2 separate regions of the Homo sapiens genome follow, and region 2 is linked to region 1. A link is a loop called in an ENCODE intact Hi-C map of the cell type or tissue named here. Cell type or tissue: ascending aorta. All regions are shown on one strand.

Evidence for each region. Peaks named below come from ENCODE experiments on the same cell type or tissue, not always from the same donor. Only the 100,000 strongest peaks of a DNase experiment are listed, where the experiment ranks them.
Region 2: a loop joins it to region 1, with 2.3 times the contacts of the local background. A loop is called at or near these places in 1 of 110 quality-filtered maps.

The regions. Positions count from the first base shown.
Region 1 is chr7:40,601,686-40,609,685 of GRCh38, forward strand. All of the region lies in intron 12 of SUGCT (succinyl-CoA:glutarate-CoA transferase), which reads left to right. Among named protein-coding and RNA genes, the nearest start is that of SUGCT-AS1, 59 kb to the left of the region's middle. In ascending aorta, a CTCF peak has its summit at 3,347 (motif pointing left); a DNase peak (open chromatin) is centred at 3,296; H3K4me3 peaks cover 238 bases.
Region 2 is chr7:40,464,638-40,472,637 of GRCh38, forward strand. All of the region lies in intron 11 of SUGCT (succinyl-CoA:glutarate-CoA transferase), which reads left to right. Among named protein-coding and RNA genes, the nearest start is that of SUGCT-AS1, 78 kb to the right of the region's middle. In ascending aorta, no CTCF peak of the experiment used is centred here; DNase peaks (open chromatin) are centred at 4,964 and 5,644; H3K4me3 peaks cover 494 bases; H3K27ac peaks cover 3,489 bases.

The DNA of each region.
Region 1 (8,000 bases):
GGCTCTGAATGTGGCCCAACACAAATTTGTAAACTTTCTTAAAATGTGAGGACTTTTTTTTTTTTTTCTCATCAGCTATCTTTAGTGTTAGTGTATTTTATGTGTGGCCCAAGATACTTCTTCAAATGTAGCCCAGGGAAGCCAAAAGATTGGACACCCTTTTTCTAAGATCTAACCCTTCAAATAAGATCTAACCCTTCAAATTGCCAAATTCAAAGTGTATCTAAAAAAGGATTGCCCTTTGCCTGAGAGTTCGCATTTTAAAGCACTCAACATTTTCATTTAGAAATAGTTTCTTTGGACTTTTATAGACATACTCTTTCAAGTTTTTACCTTGGAGACCTCTTCATATAACAATACTTAGAATTTTAAACATGGTTTCACTTTAAGTAATCTCAGCCCAACTCTGTTGAGTGAAATAGATTTGTTTCCTCTCTCAATTGTGTCTGCTGTAATGTAGGATCAGATTATAGGTCAACCCTCAAACCATGGTTATATACTTAAGCCATGGGAAAAACCAACCAACCAACCCCCAAACCTGAGTTACTGAGGCAGTAGGATGCTGTGCTTTGCCATGGTTACCACGGGACTGAATGAAGGGGGATGAACCCAGAAATGAAAACTTAAAAGAAACTGTTTTAATGAAGGGATCTGTCGGGGGGAAGAAGAGGGCTCCCTGCTTCTGGTGAGCAAACACAGCAGCCCTGAGCCTTTACAGCCCTTCGTATTTATTGGGTAGAAAGAGCAGGGAGGAGGAGGTAACGACTGGTCAGCTGCTTGACTGATCACAGGTTCACATTATTGCTAACAGGCTTCAGATGTGTCTATTCACAAGAAACACTTGTGCCTGGGTTGTGACTGCCCTCAGTATTCCTTCTGGACCACAGACTCAGTTTGTCAGTTTGCCAACATCCTGCTTTCATGAGAACAGTTTGCTGTTTACTCATATAGCCTCCAGTGGTATACAGAGCTGATCATGACCCTCACTCTTTTGGCTTGCAACAGTAGGAAGTCATAGTGTCCTCATGAAAACCTACTGGAACTGTTTCCTTCCCTTCTGGGATCTTCTGTTCTTTTTGTCATCCATTCTAATCATTTCTAGGTGTATGTACTATCTCTCCCTTCCATGGGATTAGCAATCCCATCCTAGACATTATTCATAGTAGTGGTAGGATTTTCCAACAGGATGACACTCTTAGGATATTCTCACTTTCTTCTAGAAATGGTAGAAATTTCCCAAACAGTCTTGGGTGGCTGCTTTTCAGAACTGCAGTAGTGATGGGATGTTGGAACAAGGAGCTGGCATAGTAATTCTGAGCATAAATAGGACTGAGGGGAACAGAACTCTCATGTGAACTTCTAGGGAAGTTAAATTCTAGGATGAATTAAATATATTCTTCACTTACAGTTATCCTCTAGTTGGTGCTCATGTGTTTTTAAGAATATGTAACCTCTATTTTTCAAAGAAATGCAACCTGAGAGTATAGAAAATATGTTGATTTAAATTTGATTTTCCAAAGTTCAGACTCTATATTTACACTTGAATAATTGGATGTTAAGAGACTAAAAGGGTTTAGATACATAGGAATATGTATGACAAATGCATAATGATAGCGAAAGTGCTTTCTTTGGTATTCTTGTGTGCCCAAGGTTACCCATAAACCCAATAAAAAAGAAGTGATTTCCTCTACTTGATTTGAAGTAGTCTCTGAATTTCTAAAGACAAAGATTACATTTTATTGATCTCAGAGTTCCCAAAAGAGTCTAGTACAATGGATTAAATATAGTAGCTGTTCCATAAGTTTTTTTGTGTAATTAAGTTCCTGTATAATGAATAATACTTTTATGATTTGAAAGTAGGATAGTACTGATAAAATCTCAAATCCCTTGAGATTTTATTCTGGATTTAGATGGTTCTCAGCCTTATGGTCTGCATAAATAGTAGCCCTTAGCATTGTTCAAGGCATGAGGCCCTGGGTTTAGGGTGTAAGTCAAGTGGACTAGAAATGAGAAAAATTCCCCTTCTTATTTGGTATGTCCTGCTTTTCAAAAATAAGTTAATGATCTTGCCATGCCCTATCATAATTAGTAAGCATGAAATTTAATTTGACATTTCATGTTTGATATGCATAAACTTGCCCCACTATTTTCTATTTCTAGAATGATCTTCCCAACATGCAAATCTGCTCATGTCATTCCCCTGTTTAAAATTCCTCAGTGGCTTCTCGTGAGTTTAAGATATAGATAATATCCTTAGCGCTATTTACAGTGAGTTACACCAACCTTCATCTTTCATTATCCCCAGTCCCCACTTTGTTCTTTAGCCCATCCTGAGGTGGCCACCATTTTTCAGTAGCCATGTTCCCTCCTGCTTCTAGACCTTTGCATAGGAGTGGGGGAGGTTCCTCAATGTGGGGGTAAAATTCCGGGCAGGCTTCTCGTTTCTGTGCTTGAGGCATATTTTGAAGGAAGAAAAAAAGTATTTTGTGACATCTTTCTGAGTGTTCGCCCGAGGCCCTTGCTATCTCCTCCCTCTTAACAAGTTTCATGATTAACAGAGCAGACAAGCAATCTCCCTGCAAGGCCTATGATGGTCCCTTGCTTTTCTCAGAAAAAGCGTGGGAACTTGTAGGTTTCCTTGAATGTTACATGAATCTGCTTGGTTTATTTTGTATTTTTAATTTTTTCTTTCTAGATCACTGGCCCTTCCTCTTACATAGATCAACAGAAGCATCTGTTTTTAGAATGTGAGAGGATGTCATGTTTTCGCTCCTCTTCTACAAGCTCATTAAGTATAAATAACGTATTTAGGTGAAGGACTTTATGCCATTGAGCCTTTTAATAGACTAGTGATCTTAACGTTACACTTCCGATGCCTAAGATATTTAAACCAAATCAGTAAGAGTAGAGAGTCATTTTCATTCAGTTTGGGGACAGGGGCCTATTGAAAACCCCCACCTTGATCGTCCCTTATTCACTTACAGAAAGAAAGAATTAGAATGTAGGCTATAGCCAGTTTAGGGTGCTTTCTGTCACTGTAAGGCCAAGTAGGAGTGAGTTAAAGCTTCCTTTTCCAAGAAATCATCACACTCCTGAGTGAAGAGCCTCACCTTTGCCCTCTCCCTATTTGCTCCCAAACGGGTTTGCCTGAGAGCTTGAGGTTCACTAACACCTCATTGTGAGTGGGAAGAACAGAACAGAATGCCAAGGAGCAGGCAAGGACAGGAGGTCAGCACGCTGACCCGGATTCAAAGGCTTGGGTTTGTTGAACAACTTCACCCAGTCCTGCCAGCCCGCTTTGATGGCCGGCGTTGCACGGTATTGGGGGCTGTGTGCCCTCTGCTGGGCAGAGCAGCACACGCGTCCGCCTCTCAGCGCCTGGCTTAAAGAATTTCAAGCTTTTGCTAACACGGGGGCAGATTTTCCTCTCAGGAGTGATGCTCTACCAGCATAAGACGATGGCCATGGAAATACAGCCTTGAGTTATTTGGGGAAATTTTATGTCAAAGAAACAAATGATAACTTACTTTATGTTTTACTCCAATCAACTTCAGAGCCACCAGTTTCCTTTCATCGTGGAATGGGGCTTTACATTTGCTCTGATGACATTCAGTTCAGTGGCACAATACACCAAAGTGTACGTCTTTATGTTCACAGACACAAATGGACCCACACAAAGAATTACCTAGTAACTCACTCTTTCCACTCAAGATATTCCGTGTTTTTTTGGAGAATACAAGATTTGGCATATTTGTGTGGCTTTCCTTATGTTTAACATAGCTCTTTCTAAAATCAAAGCCTTAAAATCTATTTGGATTTGATTCATTCATTTATTTTTCAGTCACTGAACAGACATGAATGGGCACCGACTATGTACCTGCCATTGTGTAGGGCTGTAGAGAGCAGTCAGAAATGGAGGAGAAAAGAGAATACCTACAATCTTGAGAAACTCCGTCCAGAGGAGAACTTAAAAAACACACTAATAAAGGAAGATATTAATTGCGAGGGAAACACAGAGATGGGAATAACAACACTATGAAGGGGTAGGAGTTAGGATCTGCTCTGCAGGCTGGTGAGAGGTAAGTATTAAAAGATATTTGTATGTTTGAAAGATACTTGTATGTTTGCCAGTAAGACAAGTTTGGGCGTGGCAGATAGTAGATGGTAGAAGAAATGGTGTGTGTGTGTCTCACAGGGCCTTTTGAGAGGCTGGAGTCCAAGGAGTGGAGCTTGGTGAGAGGTGGGCTAGAGTGGTAGGTTACAATCAGTTTGTGCAGTGCCTTGTCTAGCATGCTGAGCAGATTGCATCGTATTCAGTCGGAGAAGGCAAGTCGTTGAACGACTGTCACTAGGAGAGTGTGAGGGCTGCTTTTCATTTTAGAAACATCTCTCAGGAAGGTAGTGGATGGATAGAGGGTAGAGGAATGTCAAAAATAGCAACAGGAAGCTGTCTACCTTCTGTTGGAGCAGAAAAGACAAAAGAAGAAGGACAAAGAGAGTGGGGCTCCTGGAGAAAGGATTAACGGGAAAGCTTTCTAAGAGGCAGAAAGTTGATTGAAGGTGGAGGATGACAAAGAAGGAAGCATTGAAGAAGACTGAAAGTGTGGATGACACTGATAACAGGATGAGCTGAGAAAGGTTTGGTGCTGCAGTCGTGAGTTTCACTTTGGGCATATGGAAACTGAAGCGACCACGTGTGAGGATACCCACTACACAGATGGAAACAGGGTCTTCAGCTCAGAGAGAGAAAATGCAAAAGGGCGAGATTTGGGATCCTAGAGCATCCAGGAAGCGTCTTTGTGTGGAATACAGGGGAATAGAGGCAAATGGAGCCTTTCCTTGTTTCCTGCTTCCCTTTTACTTAGGAGATTAAAGTGACAGTTTCATTAACTGCTTTTACCACATTAAACATTGTTGAGGATTTGGATTTGGGTAACATTTTGTCTTAATAAGAAACCTACTAAAAAGTAAGTTTTTCAAAAAATGTTTTACTCTTACATGATCAAGTCTTTATCATGGAACCTGTCAGCGTTAACATCTAGGATTTAATGTCAACCAACGTAAGCTTTTAAAAAGCCATATTAAATCAGAAATGACTTAAAAATAAACTCTAGATGAACTTGATCTATTTAAGTTAAAGGATTAAGTTATATACATGATGGAGCATCAGAGATTGAGTCCTTTTTGGGTGGGCCTTGGAAAGGGAAAATGCAGAAAGTTCTAATTTGTTTTGCTTTCGAAGAAGAATCATCCTTTTTATGTATTCATATGCATAATTTGATCAGAAAAATGCTTGATATTCTAACCTTTTAATTAGGAGGGAGGAATGTAGAGATCATGTTGTAAAATTGTTTTCCAGGTGAGGAATCTGTGCAATAAATTTGAGAAACACTGAAGGCTTTATTGTATGCTTTTTCTGGATTTTTTTTTTTTTTTTGAGACAGAGTGTCACTTTGTCAGCCAGGCTGGAGTGCAGTGATACAATTATAGCTCACTACAGCCTCAACCTCTGGGCTCAAGTTATCCTCCCACCTCAGCCCCCCAAGTAGCTGGAACTATAGGAATGCACCACCACACTCAGCTAATTTTTAAATTTTTTGTAGAGACAGGGTCTCACTATATTGCCCAGGCTGGTCTCAAACTCCTGGGCTTAAGTGCTTCTCTCACCTAGGCCTCCCAAGTGCTGGGATTACAGGTGTGAGCCATCACACCTGGCTGAATTTTATAATTTACCTTGTGACATTGAAGACTCTGAGAAGTTCTGCAGGAACCTAGCGTTTCCCAGTCTTATTTGATGGCCAACCCAGTATTTCCCAGAGTTTGGATGATGTTACTTTAAAAGTTACCTTTATAATTAAGTAGAGCAATGTAAGTGTTCAAGCTTTTAGCCACAGAGCTCAGTTCAATTAGTAAACATGTATTGAGCTCTTTTATCATAGTTACCCTGTTAAGTCCCCAAATCATGAAGATTATTCATAAAACAATAATAATGACAACAATAATAGTAGCTAAGACTTGTTGAGTGCATACTAGGTGCCAGGAAATTTACTAAGCATGTTGCATACACCATCTCATTTAATCCTCACAACTCTGGGAGAAAAGTATCCATTTTAGAAAAGAGGAAATTCAGACCCAGAGAGGTGAAGTGCTTTTCCTAAGGCCATAGACCTAGTGAATTACAGAACTGGGTTTTAGACATGTTTCTACCTGATACTGCTGCTCACATTCTTAACTACCATAGCCCTGTCTATGGAGAATTTATGGCCTCAATAATGTCCATGAATATTTCCAAGATGGGCTTCAGGTATTTTGACTTGAGGGTCTTCAACCTGTGAGTTCTATTATTAGTTTCTGATATTCTGCATTACCCTGAAACGTCTTCCTAATTTAGAACCAAGGTAGCCCCTTTCTCTCTGAATCTGAAGCTCTTTGTATCAAACAGCCTTTTGTTGGGATGTAGTATCTCGTTTCTTCCACATTACGTAATGTAACATACATGAAGTAGATCAGGATATAGCTAATTTACAACTTTCCTGCATCGTTCCTGAATGTTCCTTTTTCATTTTTTTAAGTGGGAAAAATGAACACTATATTTTAAATCTTCCTTATACACTCTAGGCAATACTTAAACATTTAACTCTTAGCAATTTGTGTTTTTAATGGAATAGGGTTTTCCTTTTGGGTCATTTTCGTAGGGTAACTTTGGTTGTCCAAACATACTCTGAAATACGTTGGGGATTATGGTTTCAACACATGTAAGCCTAAGGCCAAAGTATGAGTAACACATGATATTTTGTTACATTTCATGAACAAACCACTGTTTTGTGGTATAATACAAAACATAGCTAAGTAGTTTAGATTACTATCAGGCATTACAAGGTTAGGTTTTCAATTTATGGGATTACTCAAAGCTCATTAGAAGTATTTTCTCTAGCTCTAGGGAATGCAGCCTAGAAAATAGTGGTTTCCCTTGTGAAAACGGTGTGTTTTTAGTCCATTTATTATATTTTTTAGTTTATCTCAATTATGTCCTTTTGTACTTTAGTACAATAGTTGAATTCACAAATAAGCTTACAAAGTCTGTTTTACCAATGAGCCAAAAATGGTAAAAAGAAAAGAGGGAAAACACATTGTTGTTATTTATTAACTTAAACTGTCTTCAGAATGTCACGGACACTCTGTCAGTGACACTTTTCAGAGCAAACCTACTGTGATTGGTAGAACAGCTCCGAGTTGTAGTTCTGTCTCTAGCATACACTACAATGCCAGTTTGTCTTTCTGATTTTTTTTGGTTTTCTCATTTAGAAAAATGGGCCTAGTATCCTGTATTCTGCTATGTGAATGTTCTTTCAAGGTATGCTAGGAATAACATGAGCTTTGCAATTACATATAAATGGGCTCCTATTCTCTTGCTGTATGTATCTGTGATCTCGAGCACATTATTTAACCTCTTTGAGCCCTAGTATCCTTATCTGTGAAACAATGATAATGGTAGAGTGTACATGATCGGATTATTGTGAAGATTAACTTAGGTTCATGTAAGTACCAGAGACCAGGATGGATGCAGGGTAGCTTCTCACTGCATGGGAAGTTCTCTCCATTCTTCCTTACAATAGAAATATGATTATCCCAGCACTTTGGGAGGCCGAGGCGGGCGGATCACGAGGTCAGGAGATCGAGACCATCCTGGCTAACACGGTGAAACCCCATCTCTACTAAAAATACAAAAAAATTAGCCGGGCGTGGTGGCGGGCACCTGACGTCCCAGCTACTTGGGAGGCTGAGGCAGGAGAATGGCATGAACCTGGGAGGTGGAGCTTACAGTAAGCAGATTGCACCTGGGCAACAGAGCGAGACTCCATCTCAAAAAAAAAAAAAAAAGAAAAAGAAATGTGATTATCACTTTATTCTTTCACACACTGTTTCTTAACTTTTGTTTACATATTGGTACTTCAAAATTGCACTGAAAACTCTTAAAAAAATAACAGCAAAACAACAAA
Region 2 (8,000 bases), 140 kb before region 1:
TGGACAACATAGCAAGACCCTATGTTGCTACAAAAATTAAAATTAAAAATTTAACTGGCCCTGCTGGCATGTGCCTGTAGTCCCAGCTACTTTGGGAAAGAAACCATCCTGTGAATTTGGATCTTTTTCCAGGGTAGCCATATATGCAGCAAAATACTCTGTTGCGATGTTGTGCAGCAGTAGTGAGCTGCAGCTCTCAGTCAGTTTGGTAGGTTAGGTATATTAAATGCATTGTTGACTTATGATGTTTACAATTTAATGATAGTTTTATTGGGACATAATACCTTCATAAGTTAAGGATTATCTATAGTTTGGAGAGATGCAGTTGACAATTTTCAAGCTGCTTTTGGAAAAATGTTACATATGTAAAGCAAGTATATGTCAATGTAGTCCTAGTGAAGGCATTTGTAAAAAGTTGTTTACGTTATGTCATCATAAATAAAACTAACAGCATTAGATAAGTTCGCCTTTTAAAATACTGTGGCAATTCCTTTAGTAAAATAAATAGTTTTGGTTTGGAATGATTTGGTTATTTCTTAAATTAAGTTTTTGATTTTTAATTGTCTATTTACTTATTTTCAGAGTTTACTGCATTGTGGAGTTAAATGTCCTATATCAGGGCCTTTTAACAGAGGTGCCAAACAAGTATTTGTTGAAATGAATCAAGCATTTAGGCTGGGTGCGGTGGCTGGCTGGGTACAGTGGTTCACGCCTGTAATCCTAGCGCTCTGGGAGGCTGAGGCAGGCAGATCACCTGAGGTCAGGAGTTCGAGACCAGCCTGGCCAACATGGTGAAACCCTGTCTCTACTAAAAATACAAAAATTAGCTGGGTGTGGTGGCACACGCCTGTAATCCCAGCTACTCGAGAAGCCGAGGAAGGAGAATTGCTTGAACCCGGGAGGCGGAGGTTGCAGTGAGCCGAGATCATGCCACCACACTCCAGCCTAGGTGACAGAGCAAGACTCTGTCTCAAAAAGAAAAAAAAAAGTTTATTAGTTACATTCCTCTAAGTTGATCATTTTTAAAATTTGATATCAAATTATTTTGAATAGATTTATACAAAATACTGGAGAATTGGACCTGGAACATTTCTTGGCTCTTGATGGAGCAATTGTAACTTCAAAGGTCCCTATACTGAATGTCAATGTAAAAAACTGACATCTTGGCACTATTAAGCCACTATGACCATTTCACTGCCCTGGCTAGGTCTTTCTGGGGCTCTCTTCACCTTTCAAAAAAAATAAATAAATATATTTTTTTTGAGACAAGGTCTCACTCTGTCACCCAGGCTAGCGTGCGGTAGTGTGATCATGGTTCACTTTAGCCTTGAATTCCTAGGCTCACGTAATCCTCCTGCTTCAGTCTCCCAAGTAGCTAAAACTACAGATGCAAGCCACCATGCCTGCTTAATTTAAAATATAATTTTTTTTAAAAAGATAGTTGGTGGGTGGGGGAGTGGGGTTTCCCTATGTTGCTTTGGCTGTTCTTGAACTCCTGGCCTCAGATAATCCTCCTGCTCCAACCTCCCGAAATGCTGGGATTATAGCTCTGAGTCACTATGCCTGGCTTCTATAGCTTGAAGGATAAAGTTCAAACCATTTTACCTGAACACATGCACCTCCCACCTTGTCAGCCTTGCCTGGGTCACACAGAACCCAGTGCTACTACTTTTAATGTGGCCTAATCTTTCAGTCCTCCATGTTTCCCCATATACTCATTACTTGACACTCAAATGATGGAGCTTCTTAATCTCACTACCTGCTATCAGTCCTTTAAAATAAGCACAAGTTTTAGGAGCTTTTCTGGCCTCGCTAGTCTGTTCCAAGGGGCCCCTCCTGTGCCGCTGCATCACAGCATCTACCCCACTCAACTTTCATCAGTCATTTACTTCTCTTCCTCCTTGACAAGACAGTGAATTTCTTATGGCAGAGAATATATCCTTTGGATTTTTATTTCTAGCACCTATTTGGCACTCAGTAAATGTTCTCTCAGTCAGTGAACATGTGAAGCAATGATGGGCAAGGTATCCAAGTGTGGCAGAACTGACCAAAGGGAAAAAGCAAGGATCCACGATGTCAGGTTCTACAAAACAGAAAAGAGCAGTGGTAGCTGGAAGTGAGGACTTTGAATGAACTAGAGAACCTGTATCGTGGTCATACAATATAAGAAGATCTGAATTTGAGATCCTAGTCTTTCAGTGATCAGCCTTGAGCTTCAGGTTCTCATATATCATACGTGTAAAAATACCTACATCACAAAGAGGATTAAAAACCAGAACAGACGGGCCGGGCACGGTGGCTTACGCCTGTAATCCCAGCACTTTGGGAGACTGAGGCAGGTGGATCATGAGGTCAGGAGATCGAGACCATGCTGGCTAACATGGTGAAACCCCACCTCTACTAAAATACAAAAAACTAGCTGGGCATGGTGGTGCACGCCTGTAGTCCCAACAACTTGGGAGACTGAGGCAGGGGAATTGCTTGAACCTGGGAGGCGGAGGTTGCAGTGAGCCAAGATCGTGCCACTGCACTCCAGCCTAGCGACAGAGCAAGACTCTAAGAAAAAGAAAAAAAAAAAAAAAAAAAAAAGCATGAAAACAGCCAGCACAGTTTGAGCATGCAGCAGTACTCAGCCTATTTGAGGAAAATCTTTTTTAAAAAAGTTTTAATTTTTGGAGTACCTAGTGTACGTCTATAAATTTATGGGTAGCATGAGATATTTTGATACAGGCATGCAATGTGTAATAATCACATCATTATAATGGGGGTATCCATCAGCCCACACATTTATCCTTTGTGTCTCAACAATCTAGTTATACTCTTTTAGTTATTTAAAAATGTACAGTGAAATTATATTTTACTGTAGCTACTCTGTTGTGCTAGCAAATACTAGGTCTTATTCATTCTTTCTATTTTTGAGACCTATCTGAGGAAGATCTTAATCCTGGAAAATCATAAACTTTACTTCCCCAATTGTTTGCTTTAGCAATTTCTATATTAGTTTTAAATTCATGAACCTCATTTCCAAGATTTTTTTTTCTGCCAAACTGTAATTCTTATAAGACTCAACTTTCACAATTTGTGTTTACAAAGTTATTTTTAACTGCCAATCAGACATCCTAATAAGGATGACGTAACTAGTATTATAGTAGTAATTTACTTCTACCAAAAGCAAAGCATGACATTTTCATTAGCCTGCATGGCCTTTTTGTAGGTGGATAAATAATTTGTTCAACTTTTTGAAAAAATAAAAATAGCTCATAGGACTTAGGAATACATTTTACTTTGTACTAATTTCCTAATTAAGACTATTAATAGTACTCATTTTCTTTTTTTTTTTTTTTTTAACTAAAAGAGTACCTTAATAGCCCCTATTCTATTCCCTTTCAAGAGACACTTGTTCTGCGTTGTGGGTAATGAACTTGGAATTTGTGAACACTCCACTTGAGTTATTTCTTGCACTTGTGTCTGTACTTTCATAAAGAATGAAACACTTTTTGCGTGTTCCTTAATTGCTACCCTGTGTTAATAGCCTCCACGAAAAGCTTCAGCCCATATCTTTAAGCACTTTAGTAAAATACACCCATGACTTCTCCTGTGCCATTTTTATGTGTACGTTTTTCACTGTTTTATTTGGTATCTCTAGCCTTCCTGAAAACTGTTTGACTTTTCAGTTAAGTAATATCTGTAATTTCCTTATTTTTTATTTTCTCATGTTTAATTTCTAACATCTGTGTCACCTTCCTTGGCCTTTCCCCCTTTCCTAAATCCTCAATTTTATTCCTCCCTCCTTCCTTTTTTGGCCTACCCCATCTTTCTGCCCCTACTCTGCTTTTCACACTTTGAACTGTTTTAAAATTAAACAATAAATGGGTATTATGTAGTACAGTCTTAATTGGATTTCACTTATTTGCATGAAGGCTTTATTGAGCACAAGTTTTCTTAGAGAACAGGGAGGATTTTTATCAGTGGTTACCTATGTAATACAGTTTAGAAGGCATGGAAGGAAACTTTATTCCATGAAAGATAATTCTTCCTTACACATAGTTTGCTGATTTCAGAGGTTTTACCATTAAAGATTTTGTGGGGGAGTGGGGGTGGGTTAAAAGTCTGTATACTCTTAAGTTTCAAACAGCGCAGGGAGGGTTAAAGCTTGAACTCTGATTCCTTAGTGTAAATACATTTTCCCAGATCTTTGCCTCAGTTTAGATTTTAATGTGGAGAAAACAGAGGAATCTTCCAAACACTGGCTGCCTAAGGTAAGTGAAGAGGGACAAAATGAGAAGCTGAGAGCAGTTAGGAGCCCCAGAGATGAAGATCCCCTTCCTGACACATTTGCCAAGGGCTGAGAGGTTATGGAAGTGTCTTTTAAATCCGATGAATTCCACCTTTCCCTCAACCTGGCAACCATCCACTCTCCCATATCTACATGTTTTTAATATACATAGAGAAACTTATTGTTTTCACCCTCTGAAACTTTTTGAGTTGGTTTAATATTCTTTTTTCCATATGATCACATTTTAAAATCTCTTCTGCCAACTTTTTTTTCTGACTTCTATTAATGTCTTATGAGGCTGCATTTCATAAGCTTTATATGTATCCTCAACCTACATATTTAGTTTATTGTAACCTCCTCCCAACCCCTCATAATTCTTTGAATCATATCATGGCATTCACTGTAGAGGGGCTAATTTGGATAAATGGATCTGATGTTTGGTGAGGGTCACATTTGTTTTCTTATGCATTCCTTGGCAGTGCTGCCATTATCAGCTAATAGATGGTCCCTTGTAAAATGTCTATATTTTATGTGGTACATTTTCTGAATGTTGGTTATTTGGAGATAGATTTAAGTGGCTGTGTTTTGTTACTATAAAATCAGCCCGGAGGGTAAAAGAAAGAAAGAAACACAGCTCTGGAAAGCATCCCTTTGGCTTAGAGAATGCAAAGGGAACCACTGCAACTCCAGGCAATCTCCTCGTGACCAGGGCTTTTTCCACCCTGTTAGGAGAATTCTTTGTGACTGAGAATCAAATGATGTCTAAAGACTTAAAAGTGAGTCAGTATGGAATGGAATGTCATCTCAGTTTTTTTTTTCCAAGAGGGCTATAAACCATTCCACACTACCTTTTAGGAGGAAGAATTAGGTGGTGGTTGTGGGATATTTATATGTTTGTATACGGAGGGGATGATGGTGATGGGAGGGAGTCCAGTAAACTCTATTTCCCTGGATAAAACATTTAATACCCTCGTTTCTCCTTTGGAACTTAATGTGTATTTTTAGATTTATAGAATGTTAGAGTCCTAAACACTTGGGGAGCTGGATAGAAGTTTGGATATCATCAAATTTAACCCCTTCCTAAATGTGAGAACTTAGAATTAATAGTATCACGGGCCAAAGATCCCTTGAAACGTGGTGGAAGACTCCACAAGTCAATGCTAAAGGCCTTCTTTTTTGGGAGGGGGAAGGTACAGCTCTCCAGACTTTTCTGGCTGACCTTATTTCGCTCTTGACTTTGGAAATGGATGGAGAATCTGGAGTTTGACTCAGTCAAATCTGGTTTGCTCCTCGGACTCCCTGACTCATCCCTGTCCTGCCCAATTTCCTGCTTGCCTTTGGGTCAGACTGAGTTCTGCTCTGTACTTTGCCCACTTGGGTTCTATTCTTATCTCCTCTTAGCTTTGGCTCTCCAGCATGGACTTTGCTTGAGTCTTTGATCTTGCATCAACTGATGTTTCTAGTAAGGGCCGACACCACCTCTCTCCCAGTGCTGACAGATGACATCCCTGCTGAGTCCCGATTTCCACCAGCTGTTTAGCGTTCTGGATCATTCCCTGTTGACCAGCTGCTTCTGGCCATCCTCACCTGGACAATCTGCAGTAGTTTTGGCATGTTGCTCACTGCTTCCATTGGCTGACGGTACCTACCTTAGTTCTAGTTTGTCATGTTTTCCCCAGTTCACACAGCTCATTGATGAGGCTCAGATTGCTATCTTCTGATTATCAATGTCTTTTCCATAGCACTCACGGAATAATTGCTTATTCTCCTTTTCTCTAACTACACATTTTATGTTTACAATATTCCTGGCTAGGAAAAGAAACTAAGTGAACAGTCTCTCTCTCTCTCTCTCTCTCTCTCTCTCTCTGTCTTTCTCTCTCTGTCACACATACACAGAATCATATGTACACAACTTAAATCTCTAAATTTATAAATTTACATTTTCCTTTTTAAATGATTTTTCTTTCCTCTATTGTGAATTGTTTTTCTTTTCTCATTTGCTAACTTTGGAAAGAGAAAAAATCCAGACATTGGAATGTCTGAGTTTATTTAAGTCTCAGTACTCTGTTCAATTTAATGAACGGAAACAAAAAAGGAACATCAAAATGCTGGCCTGGATCTTTGTGGCTCCAGGATTGGCCCTTTTTGGTGGCCATTGATAGATAATGTATTTGAAAAATAGGAGTAATTGTTGGTTTCAACTTACTTTTTAAACACATCAAAATATACAAATATATTCTAAAACACAGAAATTTGGAATTATGAGAAAGTGAGAGAAATTGTGAAAAACATAATTGTATATAATTTAACATTCTGTTATCTAAAATAGAGGATAAAATGGGTCTCTGAATGCACACTAACAAGCACAGGTTGTTTACTTAAATGGTTACATTTCTTAGACTAAAAAAAGTACTAAAATACTAAATATAAAATTAAAATAATAATATTTAAAATAAAAATTTTAAACTGTATATAAGTTATAGAGTTAAGCATCTGACCAAATATGAAATCAATGTACTTGCCTATATAATTCAAAATGTAATGAAGAAGAGATTATATGCATGGTTAACAGCAGCAATGAAATACAACATATCTAGGGATAACAGTAACAAGATGTGTATGGGGCTTACATACAAAAAACCTATACAACTTTCTTGGCTAGGAAGACTAAATATTATAGTGAAGATGTAAAATTTTCTCATATTAACTTTCACAAAATTCAAAACACCATTTCAAGAGGATTATCTTCAGAATTTAACAAATTCTAAAGTTTATCTTCAAGTATACATGAAATTGTTTTTTAAGTACTGGAGATAACAATCCCTGCTATATGGTAGAACAATTCTAATGTTAAAGCAACATAAATAAATTGAAAATATAAGGTGGGAAATATATTTCCAAGAATAACTGCAGATAATAGTAGTTATTTTACAAAGAGACTATTAAAATAGGTCAGTAAAAAATTATAACAACCTCAATGTATTAACTTGAAATACTTCACAAAAACTGAAAACGTAAGGTCAAATTCATGTATGAAAAGTATTGTCTTACTAGAAATTAAATATAACCAAATAAAATGGCTGAAACATGTTTTTCTCTTTTTAATCATTCACATGCTTATAAAAATGAATAATAATTAGTGTTGCGTAAGACATAGTAAGACATACAGGTTCATTCCCTGCTGTGCAAAAAGCAATTGTTCAATAGGCATATAGAGCCTTAAAGTGTCATTCTTAGTGACTCGATAATTCTATTTTGAAATATTCATTCTTGGAGTCCTACGTAAATGTCTTTAGAGGAATCAAGATAAAGACAATGATAAGTACACAATTGCAGAGTTGTTCACAATCATGAAATAGTGCAAAGCACATACACATCTGGCATTAGAGAAACAAATAAAAGCTTACTTTGGAATATTCTGTATTCACTAAAAATTAAATTTGCCACAGATCTTTTTTACTGCATGGGAAATGCTTATTACATCAGACTAATTTAAAGGCATAATTATAAACTATGCTAGCAACGGCATAAAGGAATAGCACCAAAGAAGGAAGTAAAGCTAATATTAACCGTGGTTGTCTCTCCATAGAATTATAGGTAATTGTTTCACATCTTTATATTTCCCACTGTTTTCCACGTTTTTTAATGTGAACATCTCAGTAATCAATGAATTGATGAAGCTAACAAATAGCTTTGGAATATACATCCATTTTTAAGAGAGCAA